2 separate regions of the Homo sapiens genome follow, and region 1 is linked to region 2. The links are chromatin loops, found by intact Hi-C in ENCODE. Cell type or tissue: PC-3. All regions are shown on one strand. Each heading gives the region's core, and the rest is flanking DNA. Links, peaks and the distances in the headings are about the cores only. Region 1 overlaps TBC1D5 (TBC1 domain family member 5). Region 2 overlaps TBC1D5 (TBC1 domain family member 5).

Region 1 (10,271 bases), core at 1,541-9,540, 100 kb after region 2:
AAATCAGTATTCTTAAATGGCCCGCTTTTAACCCTGACCTTACCCATTTAACACATATTCATAGTAGTAAATATTTTCCTAACAAATACTTTAGTAATAATTCCAAAGCACATAGAAGGGGAAAGACTCAATGATTTAAGAGGTTTGATTTGATAACAATGTATCATTTATCCACGTAAACAGAATATTAGTCAATTTTGATACTCATGAGGTCATCATCCTTCATATTAAATTGTTTTACAGGAAGCCTATGAAAAACCATTAGAGATTGTGAAGTAAAATGGATTAATTGTATCTTTCACATGACAATCCACTTTGCAAAAGGATAGTAGGAAGCCATTCATTATTATTATTATTCTTATTATTACTATTATTATTATTATTATTATTTTAGACAGAGTCTCATTGTGTTGCCCAGGTTGGAGTACAGTGGCTCAATCTTGGCTCAGTGCAACCTCCGCCCCCTGGGTTCAAGCCATTCTCCTGCCTCAGCCTCACGAGTAGCTGGGAATACAGGCATGCACTACACACCCAGCTAATTTTTGTATTTTTACTAGAGACGAGGTTGCACCATATTGGCCAGGCTGGTCTTGAACTCCTGACCTCAAGTGATCCAACAGCCTTGGCCTCCCAAAGTGCTGGGATTACAGGCGTGAGCCACAGCGCCTGCGCCATTCATTATTAAAACAACTATATTGAATGGGTGACTGAAGTTACAACTTGTTACATATTTGTTGAATTTTATAGTATGACTTTTGCAACTTTTAATAAAAATCATACTAAAGGCTTGTTTTCTTAATTGTTAATGTCTCCATTTTTATTCATATATTTATTATAGAGAAAACTCATTAAAATGAACAAGGACTCGTTTTTAGATATCTTTACTTTTAAATGTTTTATGACTAGTAGTAGTGTACATCACTGAACAGAAGAAATACCAATTCTCTGCACCATAGTACAAATAAGATATAGAAAAGAAATTGCCAATTGATAATTTATTTTATTTTATCTTATTTTTTTGAGATGGAGTGTCGCTCTCTTGCCCAGGCTGCAGTGCAATGGCGCAATCTTGGCTCACTGCGACCTCTGCCTCCCAGGTTCAAGTGATTCTGTTGCCTCAGCCTCCCAAGTAACTGGGATTACAGGCATGCGCCACCACACTCGGCTATATATTTTTTTGTATTTAGTAGAGACAGGTCTTCACCATGTTGGTCAGGCTGGTCTCTAACTCCTGACCTCAGGTGATCCACCTGCCTCCGCCTCCCAAAGTGCTGGGATTGCAGGCATGAGCCACCCTGCCTGGCCACCACTTGATAATTTAATAAAGATTGTTGGAAGTAGTTTAAAATTAATAACCAAGGTTTAACAAATTATTACTGTCTAAAATAATTTTCAATAGGTAAATTTAAAGGTATTTGGAGAGTGCTACCTCCTTAGGGGTACCTTACCTTATAATTTATACTTCAATGGGCTTCAAAAAGTAAGTATTTTAATTGTATGTTTTGTAGCTTAAGTAACACATATAATTCTTTATTATGTTAGCCCAGATGAATGAATGGCTTTATTATTATTTATTGTTATAATAATAATTTTCTTGTTTAGAGCTTTAATCATAAAGCAACTCTTTGTTACACGGAGGAATAAATTAATAGCAACATTCTCTACTCTTTTCCCTACCATGTTTATGTTTAGTACATTTTCTCCCCTCAACAGTAGCTACAAAGACTCTACAAAAGCATCTTTTGAAGACAAGTGTTGATTGGCAGATAATGATAGTATTTTTATTAACATTTGTCTTACTGTTCCTTTTGGGTAGAAGATGCACAAAGGTTTTTTTTTCCCCCGCCCTGTATTTTTCCTTTTATAATACAAAACTTTCTTGAGATAAAAACACTGTGGGATAGTTGCTGAATAACTTTGGAAGTATTTTCATAGAGAAGTGATTGCCATCAGGTATGCTTGTTTTCTACTGATATATGAATTTTGTTTGTTTGTTTGTTTGTTTTTGAGACCGAGTCTCGCTTTGTTGCCCATCCTTAGTGCAGTAGTGTGATCTTGGCTCATTGCAACCTCCGCCTCCTGGATTCAAGCTATTCTCCTGCCTCAGCCTCCAGAGTAGCTGGGACTACAGGCACGTGCCACCATGCCCGGCTGATTTTTTGCGTTTTTAATAGAGATGGGGTTTCACCATGTTAGCCTTGGATGGTCTCGATCTCCTGACCTTGTGATCCACCCACCTTGGCCTCCCAAAATGTTGGGATTACAGGCATGAGCCACCATGCCTGGCCTGCTATATGAAATTTTAACAACTTTGATTAGAATATGGCTTATACAGAGTACTATATGTTTTAGATCTTAGCCAACTTACATTTTAATCATTGTTTTATAAAATTTAAAAGAAGTAAAAGAAAAATCAGACAAGATTGTAAACTTGTCAGTCAAATTCCTTACATCTTATTCTGAGAAGAGTGAGGAAGTATAATTGAGATTTCATAGATGTCTCATTGCACATACTGCAATAAACAGAATTATATCATGAAATCAACTATCCTCATGTGCAGTGTGATCAGGATGTTACTATGGTAACATTTCCATTTGTGAATTTTTGTGTAGTTAGAATCTGTAGTCATCACATCATGCTACCATTGGCTTTTGATTTTTCATCTAAATAAATCACTGTGCTACCTGCATGCTATTAAGTGGCACCATGTATAGTACTTAACTATCATCTATACACTCTAGGCTAGGAAATCAAAAATAGGAAAAAGAAAGAAATGGGAACATTCTGCTAAATTACATTTTAAGACTGTCCTGATGTTGCTGGTAAAATTTTAAATGTTTCTTAAGAGAAGTAAAAGCATTGCTAGTTATTCTCTGAGATGCTTTAATTTTTATAAGTATATGATGATGAAATTGGTTAGGTATGGTAACAGTAGGAGGTAAGGAGGGCTTTAATTTGTCTTCTAAATGGGTGCTAAATAACCGAGACAGAAGTAATCACCCTTCTGAGACTGAGAAGATTCATTTTAAAACAGTCCCTTTTCATCGTAACCTTATTAAATATTTGATATTTATTGTTTTTAGATATTTAAAAGTTGTCCTGCATATTTCACTTCTCATTATAAAGTCAGATTCTAATATCTTACGTTAACTTGTATTACAATAGCCTACAATGTTCCCTTGTATCAATTACTGTATTCTAGTAAAGATTCCTACTGTTTTTGTTTTGTTTTGCTTTCTAAAGCCCCCTGCTGCTGTTGATTACACCTAGATCTGCTACTGATTGGAACTGTTAAAAGGCAAAGGTAGTGTGGCTGGTTGCTGAATCATTTAATTGTAGGACTAATAAGAGATGTTCTCTCTGGGACCTAACCAAAATTGTGACTCTAGAATGTTATGTATAAAGTAGCCAAGAAATATTATTTTGCACATTAATAATGTTTGAAGATGTGAAATTTATTTACTTGGAATGTAATAGAGGAATATCAGCAGACTCGTTGGATTTCTTTCTTTCTTTCTTTCTTTTTTTTTTTTTTTGAGATGGAGTCTCGCTCTTGTCAGCCAGGCTGTAGTACAGTGGCGCCATCTTGGCTCACTGCCACCTCTGCCTCCCAGATTCAAGAGATTCCCCTCGGGAGACTCAGGAGTCTCAGTCTCCTAAGTAGCTGGGAGTACAGGTTCATGCCGCCATGCCCGGTTATTTTTTTTTTTTGTATTTTAGTAGAGACGGGGTCTCACCGTGTTGCCCAGGTTGGTTTCAAACTCCTGAGCTCAGGCAATCCACCCGCCTCAGCCTCCCAAAGTGCTAGCATTACAGATGTGAGCCACCGTGCCTGGCTGCTATTACTTTTTATAAAGATAAAACAAATGGATAACTATATATGTAACAGTGTTAATTCAGTAATTGAGAGACTTGATAACAAAATGGTAAGAAATTCAAAGTTAAAATTTTTCATTTGTAATTGAGGCCATGTTTGTAAGTCCAGTGCGCAATATAAAATTAAGTTGTGTACAATATAAGCACCCTGTAAGTAGTTTACATATAATTTTGGAATCTTAGATAGGATTTCTATGATAGTGTTTCCATGATAGCTATGGGTTTTTTATGAGGCAGCTACAGATCAAGAATAACTATCAATTTGTACCCTCACTGCTTTAAAATTTGAGATAATTCTTTCTGTGCTGGACTTTGTAAGGAATTATATAAGAGGGTATGGTTATGCTCATGTATATTTAATAATTTATGATATTGTTACTCTTTTTGTTGATTATTATATTTAATTGCTAATTTTTTTAAAGACATTTCAGTTTGCTATGTACAAACTGCATCAGTGGTTTTAAGTAATTTGTTTGAGGTTATATACATCTATACCTTGAGTTGGGAAAAAGCTAGTTCCTTTAAGGTATTTATTGAAATATTTTGATCAGGTAAATTACATAAAAGGAAGGGTGACAAGAAGGGTGCTGTCAGCAATGTGCATGATGGTTTGGAGAAAGAAAGAAACCAGTTTGAAGGTTTGTGCTAAGGACTAGGAAGCAAATAATGAGTGATGTAATTGGCATAGTGGCAATAGAAATAAAGTAGGATTCAGTGTTTGTGTCTCTTATTTTTGTTGGTGACCCATTGAATGTTGTGTCAATGAACATTGAAAAAAACACCAAAATCTTATTAGTGGCTAATGAATATTCATGTTTTCTTATATAATAAGTCATTGGACTGTAAGTACCTTGAAGGCAAATGTTACTCATTTTTGTTGTCTCAGGACTTGATGCAGTATGTTGCTTATAGTCATCATTCCACCTTTGAAATGGAAAAAGAAAAGTAAATAAGAAAGGTTCTGTATTGGTTTGCTAGGACTGTCGTAACACGGTACCACAAACTTAGTGGCTTAAACAACAGAGTTTATGCTCTCACAGTTTTGGAAGCTGTAAGTCTGAGATCAGGTGTCAGCAAAGGTTGATTGCTTTTGAGGTCTGTTTGGCTTGTAAGTGGCAGTCTTCTCCCTGTGTCTTCACATGGTCATCCCTCTGTGCAAGTCCAAATCTCCCCATTTTATAAGGGAATAAGTTGTATTGGATTATGTTCCACCTTAATGACAATTTAACTTGGTTTTTGCTGTAAAGGCCCTATCTCTAAATAAAGTCACACACTGAGGTTACTGGGGGTTAGGGTTTCAATGTACGATTTTTTCGGTGTCATAATAGTGCTTTTTTTAAAAAATAAAAAAAAATCACAGCTTTTATTTATTTATTTATTATTTTTAAAAATTGATCCATAACAGCTCTGATTGGAGTTGATGTTATTTATAGGCCAAGAGCTAATGACATATACAATTAATTGTAAAATAAATATGCTCATTCTACAGTTAATGTCAGTATAGGGACCCATAGCTATTTGTCCCTTTGTAATTAATGCCACGTGATGTAGTTTTCACCTCAGATTAGTTTACTGTATCTAAACATATTAGCAGTTTGGCAGCTATTTGTTGTACTGGTTTCCATCTAGTGGTAGAAATAGGAGATAGGAGGCTACATTTGAAAAGAAAATAATATTATATTCCTTATCTTTCCTCCTCCTTTATTTCACCATGTTTGGAATAATCTAAATTATCTTCCACATCCACCATGCAGACATGCAGAGTTCTTAAGGTGCTTTTTTTTTTTTTTTTTCAGACGGAGTCTCACTTTGTCGCCCAGGTTGTAGTGCAGTGGCGCGATCTCGGCTCACTGCAACCTCCGCCTCGCGGGTTCAAGAGATTCTCCTGTCTCAGTCTCCTGAGTAGCTGGGATAACAGGCATGTGCTACCACACCCAGCCAATTTTTGTATATTTAGTAGAGATGGGGTTTCACCATGTTGGTCAGGCTGGTCTCAAACCCCTGACCTCGTGATCTGCCTGCTTTGGCCTCCCAGAGTGCCGGGATTACAAGCGTGAGCCAGTGCGCCCGGCCGAGTTCTTAAGTTTTCAGTAAACATGCATTCTTATCTAAATATTATTGATAATCAAATTATACTTGTAATACAGTGATAGGTGGGTTTTCATGTACAATTTTGAATAGATAGTCTTTTGTCTACAACAGTCGTTCTCAAAGTGTGGCCCCCGGTTCAGCACTTCAGCATTACCTGGGGAATTTTAAGAAAAGCAGATTTTCTGGGCCAGGTGCAGTGGCCCACATCTGTAATCCGAACACTTTGGGAGGCTGAGGTAGGCGGATCAGGAGGTCAAGAGATTGAGACCATCTTGGCCAACATGGTGAAACCCTGTCTTTACTAAAAAAATACAAAAATTAGCTGGGCATGGTGGTGCGTGCCTATAGTCTTAGCTACTCGGGAGGCTGAGGCAGGCGAATCGCTTGCACCTGGGAGGTGGAGGTTGCAGTGAGCCGAGATCGCGCCACTGCACTCCAGCCTGGAGACAGAGCAAGACTCTGTCTCAAAAAAAAAGAAAAAAAAAACAAACAACTTTTCAGGCCCCATTTAAGCTCTATTGAATCAGAAATTCTGAGGGTAGACTTCAGGAATCTGTTATTGTAAGAACTCCAGGTGATTCTGTTGTATACCAACATTTGATAACCACGGGACTGAATATAGGCATAATACCTAATTTTATTGCTTTAAATAATTATAGAAATATAGACTTATATATTTTTTCTTTCTTTTCTGTTTTGTTTTGTTTTGTTTTTTGAGATGGGGTCTTGCTTTGTCACCCAGGCTGGAAAGCAGTGGCACAAGCATGACTCACTGCAGCCTCAACCTCCTGGGCTCAATCAGTCCTCCCACCTTTGTCTCCCAAGTAGCTGGGACTGCAGGTGCACACCACCACACCTGGCTAATTTTTATTTTTTTATTTTTGTAGAGACAGGATCTCACCATGTTACCCAGGCTGGTTTCGAACTCCTGACCTCAAGCAATCCTCCCACCTTGGCCTCCCACGGTGCTGGGATTACAGGTGTGAGCCACGACTCTCAGCCTTTTCCTTTCTAATATTGTTTTGGTTATAATACTTGATCCTAAGACTTTGATTAGGAACGCCACCCCAAATTATAATGTTTACATTGAATTTATGGGAAATCATTAATCCCTGTTGTGTCTCTCTAGAAATGTTTTATGCATGTAGAGGCACATACAGCCAAGTCTTTCTGTATCAGTACTTCTCTCTCTCTATTCTTTCTTTTCTTCTCCTCTCCCCTCCCCTCCCTTCCATTCCTTTCCCTTCCGCTATATAGTAACTGTGCCATATATATCTACAGTAATTTATTTCACAAGTCCCCAGTTGATATAAATTAGGTTAGGTTCAGTGTTTTGCTGTGTTAAAAAATTCTATGTGTAATATTCTAGTACACATATATAATTTCACATATGAGCAAGTATGTTCAAGAAAAACGTTCCTAATAATACCAGTTTAAGTTCTAAATGTATATGTGTATGAACCTTGATATAAAAATCCTCAACAAAATAGTAACAAACCAAATGCAGCTGTATGTTAATAGGATTATACACCATCACCAAGTGGGATTTGTTCCTGGAATGCAAGGATGATTCATCTTATGGAAATTGATAAAAGTAATGTACCACAATAACAGAATGAAGGGAAAAAAGCACATGATCATCTCAATAGATGCAGAAAAAGCACTTGACAAAATTTAACAATATTTCTTAATAAAAACTCTCAATAAACTAAGAATAGATGGAAACTACTTCAGCCTAATAAAATTTATATTGTAGTTTCTCATTTGTGGTTTTGCTCTCTACAATTTAAGTTACCCTTGTTTAACTGCAATATGCAAATATTATATATGATAAGATATTTTGGCTGGGTGTGGTACTTTTAATCCCAGTGCTTTTGGGGGCCAAGGTGGGAGCATCACTTGAGGCTACAAGTTTGAGACCAGCCTGGACAACATAGCCAGACCCTGGCTCTATAAAACATTAAAACAATTTTTTTTGAGAGAGAGAATGAGAAAGATACCACATTCACATATCTTATTCTAATATGTTTTTATAATTTTTGTATTTTGTTTTATGTTACTTGAGACAAAGTCTTGCTCTGTTGCCCAGGCTGGAGTGCAGTGGTGCAATCTCAGCTCACTGCAACCTCTGCCTCCCAGGCTCAAGTGATCCTCCCTGCCTGAGCTTCCCAAGTAGCTGAGACTACAAGTGTGTGCCACTATGCCAGGCTAATTTAAAAAAAATTCTTATAGAGATGGGGTTTCACCTTGTTGCCCAGATTTCTCTTGAACTCCTGGGCTCAAGCAGTCTGGCCACTTTGGCCTCCCAAAGTGCTGGGATTACAGGCATGAGCTACCACCCTTGGTCATAATTGATGTATTTTATTGTTAATTTTTGTTCGTAATCTCTGACCTTGCCTAATTTATAAATTAAACTTTATAATAGGTGTGTACATATAGGAAAAACCATAGTGTGTGTAGGGTTTGGTTTTATCCATGATTTCAGTCATTCACTGTGGTCCTGGAATGTGAGAGGACTACTATATGTGAAAGACTTGGAGTGAACAACATACTCAATGGTGAAAGACTGAAAACTTTTTCTTTAAGACCAGGAACAATGGAAGGATGTCAGTTTTTGCTATTTCTGTTCAACATAGTAATGGATGTTCTAACCATAGCAGTTAGACAAGAAAAAGAAAGCCATCCAAATTAAAAAGGAAGTGTAAAATTATCTCTGTTCACAGATGATATGTAGTCTTACATCTAAAAAACCCTAAAGATTCCCCCAAAATGTGTTAAACCTAGTGAATGAATTCAGCAAAGTAGCAGAATACAATGCCAACACACAAAAAGCAATTGCATTTTCATACACTAATAATAAGTAGTCTGAAAAGGACCTTACAAAAGGAATTTCATTTACAATAGCATCAAAAAAAATACTTAGGAATTAACCAGGGAAGTGAAAGCCTTATAAAATGAAAACCATAAAAAATAATTATTGAAATAAACCATATAAATTTAATTATTGAAATAAATTAAAGACATAAATAAGTGGAAACACATTGCATGTTCATGGATTAGAAGACTTACTATTGTTATGATGTCAGTACTACCCAAAGCAATCTACAGATTTGGTGCATCCCTGTCAAAATCCCAATGACTTTTTTTTTTTTTTTTGGAAGAAATAGAAAAGCATATCCTTAAATTCATATGGAAACTGAAGGGACCTCAAATAGTCAATACAATACAGTCTTGAAACAGAAGAACAAAGCTTGAAGACTCACATTTTCTGATTTTAAAACTTACTACAAAGCTACAGTAATCAAAACAGTGTTGTACTAGCATAAGGAAGACATATAGACCAATGAAACAGAAGAGAGAGCCCAGAAATAAAACCTCATGTATATGGTCAACTGATTTTTTTCTTTTTTCTTTTCTTACTTTTTTTTTTTTTTTTTTTTTTTTTTTGAGATGGAGCCTCGCTCTGTCGCCAGGCTGGTGTGCAGTGGCATGATCTCGGCTCACTGCAGCCTCTGCCTCCTGGGTTCAAGCGATTCTCCTGCCTCAGCTTCCCCAGCAGTTGGGATTACAGGCGCCCACCATCATGCCCGGCTAATTTTTGTATTTTTAGTAGAGACGGGGTTTCACCATGTTGGCCAGGATGGTCTCGATCTCTTGACCTCGTGATCTGCCCGCCTCGGCCTCCCAAGGTGCTGGGATTACAGGTGTGAGCCACTGTGCCCAGCCAGTCAAATGATTTTTAACAAGAGTACCAGGACTATTCAGTGGAGAAAAGATAGTCTTTTCAACAAATGCTGCTGGGAAAACGGGATAGCCACATGTAAAAAATGAAGATGAACCCGAAACTAACACAGTATACAAAAATTAACTCAAAATGGACCAAAGACATAAATGTAAGACCCAAAACTATAAAAGTCTTAGAAGAAAATAAGGAAAAAACTTTATGACAGTGATTTATTCGGCAGTTATTTATTGGGTATGACATCAAAGGCACAACAACATAGAGGACTACATGAAAATTTTTAAACTTTGTTAATCAAAAGACACTGTCAATAAATAGGGTGAAAAGACAACCACAGAATGGAGAAAGTATTTGCAAATTATATATCTGAAAAGGGTTATATAATGCATATATGGAGAATTCCTACAACTCAACAACAAAACAAACAGCTTGGTTTGAAAATGGGTGACTTGGAAAAACATTTCTCCAAAGAAAATATACAAATGGCAATTGGTACACCACAAGATGCTCAGCATCACTGATATTTAGGAAAATCCAAATCAAAACTATAATGAAATACCA
Region 2 (10,271 bases), core at 895-8,894:
ATAGTAGAATGATTTATAATCCTTTGGGTATATATCCAGTAATGGGATTGCTGGGTCAAATGGTACTTCTAATTGTAGATTCTTGAGGGATCGCCACACTGTCTTCCACAATGGTTGAACTAATTTACACTCCCACCAACAGTGTAAAAGCGTTCCTATTTCTCCACATCCTCTCCAGCATCTGTTGTTTCCTGACTTTTTAATGATCACCATTCTAACTGGCATGAGATGGTATCTCATTGTGGTTTTGATTTGCATTTCTCTAATGACCAGTGATAATGAGCACTTTTTCATATGTTTGTTCGCCGCATAAATATCTTCTAATTTTGAGTGCATTATTTTTATTTTTTAACTTTTATTTTAGGTTTGGAGGTACATGCAGATTTGTTACATAGGTAAACATGTGTCACAGTTGTTTGTTGTACATATTTTTTCATCACCCAGGTATTAAGCCCAGTACCCAATAATTACCTTTTCTGCTCGTCTCCCTCATCTCAGCCTCCACCCTCAAGTAGACGCCAGTGTGTGTTATTTCCTTCTTTGTGTTCATAAGTTATCATTTAGCCCCACTTATAAGAACATGGGGTATTTGGTTTTCTGTTGTGCGTTAATTTGCTAAGGATAATAGCCTCCACCTCCATCCATGTTCCCACAAAAGACATGATCTCATTCTTTTTTTATGGCTGCATAGTATTCCATTGTGTATATGTACCATATTTTCTTTATCCAATCTGTCACTGATGGGCATTTAGGTTGATTCCATGTGTTTCCTATTGTGAATAGTGCTGCAGTGAACATTCATGTGTCTGTGTCTTTGTGGTAGAATGATTTATATTCCTCTGGGTATATACCCAGTAATGGGATTGCTGGATTGAATGGTAGTTCTGCTTTTGCCTCTGTGAGGAATCACGATATTGCTTTCCATGATGGTTGAACTAATGTACATTCCCACCAACAGTGTATAAGTGTTCCATTTTCTCTGGAAACTTGCCAGCATTTGTTATGTTTCGACTTTCTAATACTAGCCATTTGACTGGTGTGAGGTGGTGTCTCATTGTGGTTTTGATCTGCATTTCTCTAATGATCAGTGATACTGAGCTTTTTTCATACGCTTGTTGGCCGCATGTATGTCTTCTTTTGAGAAGTGTCTGTTTGTGTTTTTTGGCGACTTTTCAGTGGTGTTGTTTGTTTCTCTCTTGTAAATTTGTTTAAGTTCCTTATAGATGCTGGATGGTAGACCTTTGTCAGATGCATAGTTTGCAAAAATTTTCTTCCATTCTGTACGTTGTCTATTTACTCTGTTAATAGTTTCTTTTGCTGTGCAGAAGCTTTTAAGTTTAATAAGATCCCACTTGTCAATTTTTGCTTTTGTTACAGTTGCTTTTGGTGTCTTTGTCATGAAATCTTTGCCTGTGCCTATGTCCTGAATGGTACTGCCTAGGTTGTCTTTTAAGATTTTTATAGTTTGGGGTTTTACATTTTAAGTCTTTAATCCACCTTGAGTTGATTTTTGTGTATGGAGTAAGGAAGGGGTCCAGTTTCAATCATCTATATATGGCTAGTCATCCCAGCACCATTTATTGAATAGAGAGTCTTTTACCCATTGCTTGTTTTTATCTGCTGTTTTGAAGATCAGATGGTCATAGATGTGCGGCCCTATTTCTTGGCTCTCTATTCTGTTCCATTGGTCTGCGTGCCTGTTTTTGTACCCGTACCATGCTGTTTTGGTTACTGTTGCCTTGTATAGTTTGATGTTGGGTAATGAGATGCTTCCAGCATTGTTCTTTTTGCCTAGGATTGCCTTGGCTATTCGGTGTCTTTTTTAGTTTCATACGAATTTTAAAATATTTTCTTCTATTTCTGTGAAGAATGTTGTTGGTAGTGTGATAGAAATAGCATTGAATCTGTATATTCTACTCCATTTCAAGACACCATTGTCACCTGGACTTTGCAGAATCCTCTTAGCTATCTCCCTTTGGACTAGCTTCCTTACTCCACAGATTTGTTCTTTACCTAGGATCAAAGTCATTCTTTTGTAATGATTATCAGATCAGGCTACTAAGAAGTTCAACTGTTGTCCTTATTTTGCTCATTATTTTTTAAAAGTTTACGATGGGCTTAAGACAGTATATCATTCGACTCCCCTAAAACCTCATCTGCACTAATTCTGCTCCTTCCCCCTACTGCAGTCACAGTGGCTCAGTGACAGTCTTTCAGTACTGCAAGTCTGCTCCACATCAGGGTCTTTGCACTTGCTCTTCCCTTTGTCTGGAAAACCCTTCCCTCAGTTATCCACAGAAATTTTTCCCCCACTATCTTTAAGTCTTTTCTTAAGTGTCACCTTGTCAGGGAGGTGTTCTCTGAGCACCTTATATAAAATCATAACCTTGCTCCTTTCCCTACGCCAACTTCCCTTATTCCCTGTAGCTTGCTTTACTTTTCTCTGAAGCACTTAATAATTTCTGAGTTTGTGTATATTTATTTTTGTTTGTTTATCAGCTGTTTAACCACTGTCTTTAGAATGTAAGCTTGTAAGCTTCATGAGGGTAGGAACTTTGCTTTGTTTTCTGTGGTTTATCTAGCTTCTGGAACTATACTTGGCACATGATGGATACTCACTGTGTTTATGTGTTAAATGAATGAATGATTAAATAAGGGGAAGAGAGTTACAAGCAGATGTGAAAAGCATTGGTGTGTTTCAGAACCTGAAAATATTTGCCTGTTTATTTGACGTGGGAGCAGTGAGTGATGGTCTCTTTTTTTCTCTTTAGTTTTGGAGTCCAGAACATGTAAAGTTTTTTCACCCATTATAAACAATTTGGACAAAATACTGCATGTTCTACTTAAAATTGGGAGCTAAGCAGTGGGTATGTATGCATGGACATAAAGATGGAAATAAGGGACACTGGGGACTCAAAAAGTGGGAGGGGTTGGAACAGGGGAGGGTTGAGAAATTACCTGTTGGATACAGTGTTCACTATTTGGGTGATGGGTGCACTAGAAGCCCAAACCTGCACATTTACCCATGAATCTAAAATTTAAAAAAAAATCAGACTTTATCCTGAGAGACCATGGATACTACCAACTGTAATCCACTGAAAGTGTGGTCAGATTAGCATTTTAGAAACAGTCCGCTTGCTAAGGGTGAATGAACAAGAGAGAAGCAAGGACATGGGGATTATTTCGTGAACATTAGTCCAGGGGCATGATGGTGATTGCCTGAACCAGATTATTGATGTAAAAATGGAAAGATCGACAGATTAAAGAGATATATAGTATTTAGGGAGCAGGCCTCAGTAATTGAAAGAGGAGCAAGAATGATGCATAGGAATCTGCCATGACAAAATCGGTGGATGGGATGCTATTCAGAGATAAGTAGCGGGCTTGATGATGGTAGAAAATTGAGTCCAAATTCAGTTTATGGTGCTGTTTAGTTTTTTAGGGATGCCATAACAAAGAACCAAAAACTGAGTGGCTAAAAACAAAAGAAATTTATTGTTTCAGTTCTAGAGACTAGAAGTCCAGAAATCAAAGTGTAGGCTAAAGGTTCTAGGGGAGAATCCTTTCTGATTTTTCCAGCTACTGTTGTTTGCTGGCAGTCCTTGGCTTGTGGATGTATTATATTACTTCAGTCACATGGCCATCTTCTTTCTGTGTGTCTCCACCTAATCTTCCCTCTGAGTGTCTGTCTGCATCCAAATTTACCCTTCTTATAAAGACATCAGTCATATTGGGTTTGGGCCCATCCTCATCACTTCAGTTTAATTTGATTACCTCTGTAAAGACCCTATTTCTGAATAAGGTCCCATTCTCTGTGTGACACTAGGGATTAGAACATTGATACATCTTTCATTGATAGATGACAGAATTTTAAGGAGAAACGAATAGGATTTGATGCTTTGAATCAGTATAGAGTAGGAGATCGGGAAGGGGAAAGAGAGACATGAGTTGTCATGTTTTCCTGAGAGAATGCTGGTGCTACTAGAGAAATAGAAAAGTAGGGGGGAAGGGGAAAGAGCTTTGTGACAAGGTGAGGGTGGTGGGAAATAAGTTTCATTGTAAGCATGCTGAATTTGGAGTTGTAGTTGGTAGTAGAATTGGTTCATGGTCTAGTCAGAATTCAAGAAAGAGATTTGTACCTAGATTATAGCTTTTATGAGAATGTTTAGGTTCTGTGAGGGAGAGGATACAAAGAGGAAACCTAAGCCTAGAAAGGAAACTAAAGAGAGAGTGTTACTTTGTTGAAATGGATGCTTTCATCCATTGTAGAAAAACAGTTTCATGCACCCATCTATTCCTTTACTCTAAATGTCAATTCTAGTAATGTCTGGATAGTGGATTTAGTTGCCGAAGTGGTCGCTGCATGAACAGAAGTAGAGTTACCAGTTCCTGACAGCTGCGAGTCAGCCTCTGGGCATCTTGCTAAATTTTCAAGTATAATTATACAGTAGACTTCCTTTAACAAATTCCGTGTTCCCAGCTATAATTATAACTGCTTTTCTTGCCTATAGCCTGTTCTTTGTCTTACTACTCTCCTCTGTATCTCCCCCTGCTGGTTAGACTTTTCCTCTGGTCATTTGGGATCTGAGAAAATAGGAAGCTGTTTTTCCTAAGCATTGCATAACCAATTTCTTTCTTCTCACTCTACTCCAATAGACATTTCAGTAATAAGCAATGTTTTAAAGCATAGGCTAGCAGTATTCTATATTATATTTATATTTATCTTCAGAGAATATGCAGATACAAATTAGGTACCTTGTAAGCTTTCTAAGCAACTGTCAGAAAATGACTACCACAACTTCCCCAGTGACCCCGTTTAATAGTTAAGACTCTTAAATAAAATCTTGCTCATGGCCATGCTTTAGACCAAGAGTGTTTTGTTTTGTTTTGTTTTGTTTTGAATAAATTAAAATTTTCACCCAAAAATGAAGTCATCATAAATCCTGCAACCATAATCTTGCACTAGTTTCCAGGACTAATCATGACAGTAATTTGTAAGATCAGAATTATGAGTGGGATTTCCTGTTTTCTCGTGTATTTTTGTCTCCCAAATATCCATTATGAAAATAAATCACTTTTAAAAATGACTTGATGTCCTTTACAAAAATATTGTAGTTTTCGGATGATAAAGTTTAGGAATATATTTCCACATCACTTAGATTAGATTCTGAGTCATTTTAATATCTTTCTTAAGAAGTAATTAAAATGTGTAGTTTTTTGAATGTGCAGAAGGAAACTTCAACTTTTGTAGCCTGCAGTGGAAGTAGTCTAGAAGAAATTATGGATTGTTGTCAGTACTTACTCATTAATATTTGTTATGTGCCAGGCACTGTGCTAGTTGCTAGTTTACTGTGATTTTAGTTTGAAGAATGATATTAGATTAAGTAGGTTTTACTTATAATAGTTGAAATATACTTGGGAATAAATAGTGTATCAAGATTGCCTATTAAAATAATTCCGTGTATTCTGGGTGACGTTAAGTGCTATGAAGTAGGACTTCTCTTACATAGTAATTGGTTGACATTCTTTGACCTCAGTGTAAGACTGAAGTATTTAATCAACAAACACAGAGGATAAAGTTTTGATAAATAAACCACTTTCTTTAAACCTTTAGAAATAAACTTGAAGTCTTTTGGCATTAGATTGATGGGCTTTCCTTTTGTGAAAGAGTAAGTGAATAATTTAAGCTTATAATTCATGTTTGCAGGTCCTCATCCTGTCATAGGAATAATAGTCTTGAAAATTGGAGCTCTGGAATTCACCATTCTGAGAGATATCTCCTTACTGGTATAATTTTATGCTTATGTGGCAAGGTTTCAGGTTGAGGAATGAGATCAGATTTGCAGGGGCAGAATATTTGCTATCCTCGTTGTTTTGGTTCCTGAGGAATGCTTACCCCTTAGCCTCAAATGTGCTGTGGTATTAGCTACTTTAAAATAGATTGCTCAAGACTCTTTATTTGGAAAACCTTAAATATGCATCGTGATGCATTACTTGCAATAAAAAATGAGGCTACAATTATATAAAACAAAACAGTACAGCTGCTGACAGATGTCATTAGCGACTTACTCAAACACAGATCCTTCCAAAAGGAACTGCTAGACATCGGATTCAGGGAGTTAAGGTCATTATGACTGAATATGAAATACTGTTGTCCACTACATTTATTGTTGGCTTTTTGCATTTAACTTTTTGATAATTTTTTGGAGACCTTGACATTTGATACAGTTTAAAAACCATTCTTTTAAATTACAATTAATAAATGTATAAAGAATGAGGAAAATAGAAAATCACCATGAGGCAAACACCACCGTAATAATTGTTGCAGGCAAGACTCATTAATGGATAGCAAAAGTAAGGGTGAACATTTAAGGAGAAATAGAATATTTGTATAGGTCTAAAAAGTATATTCATGAGATGTTTAATAATTACAAAGAGAAAAATAGTAACTTTATGGAGGAGACAGCTGATAGACACTAAGTGATGAAGGTTAGCATCAACAGTAATAAGATATATTAACATCTGATATAATACGATACACCAAAGAGGGCACATCACTTATATGATATTCTTGCCAAAAATATATAAGCTCAGTTTCATCATGAGAAGACGTTAGACAAACTCAAAATTGAGACACATTCTACAAAATAACGGACTAGCACTCTTAAAAAATATTACAGTCATGAAAGAGAAGGAATTCCCACAGATTGGGGGAGGCTAAGGACACATGACAACTAAAGGTAATGTGGAATCCTGGATAGGATTCTGGAATCAAAAAAAGTCATTAGTGGCGTAACTGACGAAATTTGAGTAAGACCCACAGTTTAGTTAATAGTTTGAACCAATGTTAATTTTATGATTTTAATAACTGTAATATAGCTATGTATGGTGTTTTCATTAGAAAAACCTAATTGAAGGTTATGTGGGAATTCGGTGCTATTTGGGCAACCTTTCTATAAGTATAAAATTATTTCAAAATAAAAAGTTAAAAAGTCCCTTTTGGAAATTTGATGTAGTACGTTCTTACTTACCCTGTGAGACTGTGAAAGTGCTCTTCTATTATAATGAAATGTCTTAGTTTTAGTAATGAAATGTCTTGGGTTTTATCTTGGGCAGAGTTCCAGGATAGACTCAGCACTTGTTGCTGACCACAATTTGTTGTCTCATTTCTCCTAATCATCCTTTGATAACAATTGTAGAGATACCTGAGTTGTGTAATTTCTAAAGAGATGTTAATTGGCCTCCACTGTAGTTAGTTGACGAGTATGTGGAAGAATTTGAAGATTAGAAATATGGTAGATGACCTTCAAATCAAAAGTGAGTGAATAGTAGGTATCGGGGGTATTTGGATTCTAGTTCTGACGGATACTGACTCTGGGATCTTGAGCAAATCAATTTGTCTTTCTCAATCTCCTTTTTCATCTATAAAATATCGATGATAGGAATAACTCTACCTTATATGGTTTGTAAAGATCACATCAACTAAACATGATAATATATATGGTTATATATAGAGAGCACGTTGCCTAACTGCAGATTGCTTCCACTTCAGTCCACTGTGAATGGTGCCTCCTGGAGGTGTGCCAAGTACTGTGCCCAGAACACAATGGTCACCCTCAGTTAATTGACTCTGATTAAATGAGAAAATACCTTTGGAAGGATGTTGTGAGTTGAAATACTAGAAAAATAAAAGTATAAAAAATTTTAAATGTTATAAGATTATTAACCAAATTGATGTAGTTTTATAGGATTTTCATAGCATAAACCCAAAACCTATACAAACTAACCAATTTAGGTCTTACTCAATAATTAATAGTACCTGTTTTTGAATCAATAAAAGAGCAATACTATCTAATACTGTTTGTAAGCAACAGATTGGGGGCTATTTTAAAACATTGCATTTTATTCTTTTTTGTGTAGGGGAAAAAAGTCATTAGTCTGCATTTATAATCAGGACTAGCTTCCTGTAAAATTATTTAACTTTTTATTTATAGAATTTGAAATTTACAATTCTAAATACAGCAATAGTAAGGCACTGCATTTTTGCAGGAAACAAAAAGCACAATTAACATAAAGTTAGAACCAGCCACAAATAAAATATTCCAGCAAACTGTGTAAGAAAAAAAATGCTCTGGGAAGCAAATGCCGAGAAATGTTACATAGGTGGCCTTATTACATTGGAAAGAAAAGAATGTAGAAGATTAGTAGCAGTAGTAGTAGGAGGAGGAATAGGAGGAGGAAGGTGCGTAGCAAATGATAGTGAATAAGCTCTAAGTGTTAGTTACTTTTCTAAGCACTTTATGCAAATCATATTAATCATATTATTTAATCCTCCCAATACCTTATGAGTTAGGTCCCCACTTTATATATGACATAGCTGAGGCTCAGAGAGGTTAAGTAATTTTTTTTCCCAAAATCTTGCAGCCAAGATTCAAAGGCAGGATGTTTGGCTCTAGAACTCATGCTGGTAACCACTATGCACACTCCCTCCATGAAACCAATAGCCACCATCTATTGATGTACAGAATGTAGTTTGTGTATTTTTTGTGTGTGAATAATTTTGTTAATGGTACCATGGGATTTTCCTGGATCAAGGGCATGATTTAAGTAAGCAATGGACTAATTCATAGGACCCCTGGTGTCCTAATAAATCAAAACCCACTCAAGAATACCTCAGCAGTAAGCACATTAACTGTCTTCCTAGATGGATTGTTTTAAAAATTTTCCATATCTGCATAAAGTATATTACGTACGATAATTTCACTTAATTGTTCTAACTTTTAATAACTGTCAAGTAGTAGATGAAAGGAAAGCAGAAAAATGGTAAAGTGTGGGTGTGGAATTACTTCACTTTTTTTTTTTTTAAGGCTGAGATTGATTTAGAATTTTTGTATTTCCTGGAAGAATATCCTGTGGCTAGTAGGAATATTTGATTTCTTTAATAGATTCTCACATAGTAGGGCCTAATATCTAGCTGATTGAATTAGTATTATTCTAGGTATAGAAATAATGAAACTCCATAGTTTGTTCTTTATGAAAATATTTTATTTCAAGTTATTTCTTTTCTGCTTGACAAAAGGGCATTGCATTTTTGCTTTAAAGAGAGGCTTGTGATGTTTTGTTTCATTTTTTTCTAGCTTGGACTGTGGCAGAATCAAATGAGTAGTAGTCTTTGATGACTAACACTTGTTCATTTGTTTCCACTGCAGAAATCTTTAAAAAGGTATAATGACTAAATTAGTTTATTCTTAGACATTATGTTTTCTTTTTCTTTGTCTTCTTTTATAATGTTCTTTTTTATAACATTGTCCTTAGCCCTAAAACCTAACTTTCAAGTTCTAAAATAATTCTTCTTTTAAGAGGAAATTGATATTTTGGGTGGAAGGATTTGGCCAAATCTGAGATTCCCTATCATAATTAAAATAAATCTTTGAAACAGTTTTTATTAGTTTTAATAAAGTTTATTTAGTTTTAATAAAGTTAAATAAAGTTTAATAAAGTTTATTAGTTTTAATTCAGATAAGCTAATTCAGGCTTATTTTCTCTTAAGTTGATTTTTTTTAAATAAAAAGAGATTATCTCCTTTAGCTACACCAAATGGCACCTGATTTAATAAGAATGTTCTAGCTCTATAAAGTTAAAGGGAGTCAGGAGATACCTTTGTAGGAAATGTGGAGTTTGGCATTTATTGTTATACTGGTGGACTCAACCCCCACACCTTGCATCCTCTGTATTATATTTCTCTGTGGTTATCTCACCTTTGTCTTTTCTCTGTAGAGGTGAAGGGGGCTGTTTGTATAACTGTGCTCTTAGCTAAGTATAGAGTGGGCTAGAGCAGGGATGGCAAATACATGATCTCATGTGCATTCCCTCTCCTATGCTTGTTGCGACATCAGGTCATGGCATACTTTCTTGCTTAGCCATAGGGCAGTTTCATAATTTTCCCATCTTTAGGGAGCCAGAAGTTTCAGTGTGAGTGAAACCTATTTGCTATTCCTGGAGTAGAGAGGTTGGGATGATTACCAAAAGTTCTGTACCTGTTTTTCCTTCACGTCTAGGATTTGATGTAGTCTAAGAGTAAGAGATCTTACTTTCTTAGGTTGATGTGTTCTAGCAGTTTAGTGACCTTCAAAGCGTACTCAGACACACTTGAATTTATTGTGACAAAATTGATCCCCTCAGACCCCCTTTTTTATGGTGGAAACCTTCTTTAGATACCACCATAGTTTATTTTTTGACAACTCTCCTATAAATTTACACGCAAAAAGTTA

What was found. A loop is a pair of places that touch in the nucleus more often than their neighbours do. Peaks named below come from ENCODE experiments on the same cell type or tissue, not always from the same donor. Only the 100,000 strongest peaks of a DNase experiment are listed, where the experiment ranks them.
Region 1: a loop joins it to region 2, with 2.0 times the contacts of the local background. A loop is called at or near these places in 4 of 110 quality-filtered maps.

The regions. Positions count from the first base shown.
Region 1 is chr3:17,540,050-17,550,320 of GRCh38, reverse strand. The region is part of intron 2 of TBC1D5 (TBC1 domain family member 5); the gene reads left to right. Among named protein-coding and RNA genes, the nearest start is that of TBC1D5, 200 kb to the left of the region's middle. RefSeq lists an enhancer at 2,693-3,556. In PC-3, for the core only: a CTCF peak has its summit at 5,502 (motif pointing left); no DNase peak of the experiment used is centred there.
Region 2 is chr3:17,639,557-17,649,827 of GRCh38, reverse strand. All of the region lies in intron 1 of TBC1D5 (TBC1 domain family member 5), which reads left to right. Among named protein-coding and RNA genes, the nearest start is that of TBC1D5, 98 kb to the left of the region's middle. In PC-3, for the core only: CTCF peaks have their summits at 4,353 and 4,557 (motif pointing left); a DNase peak (open chromatin) is centred at 4,557.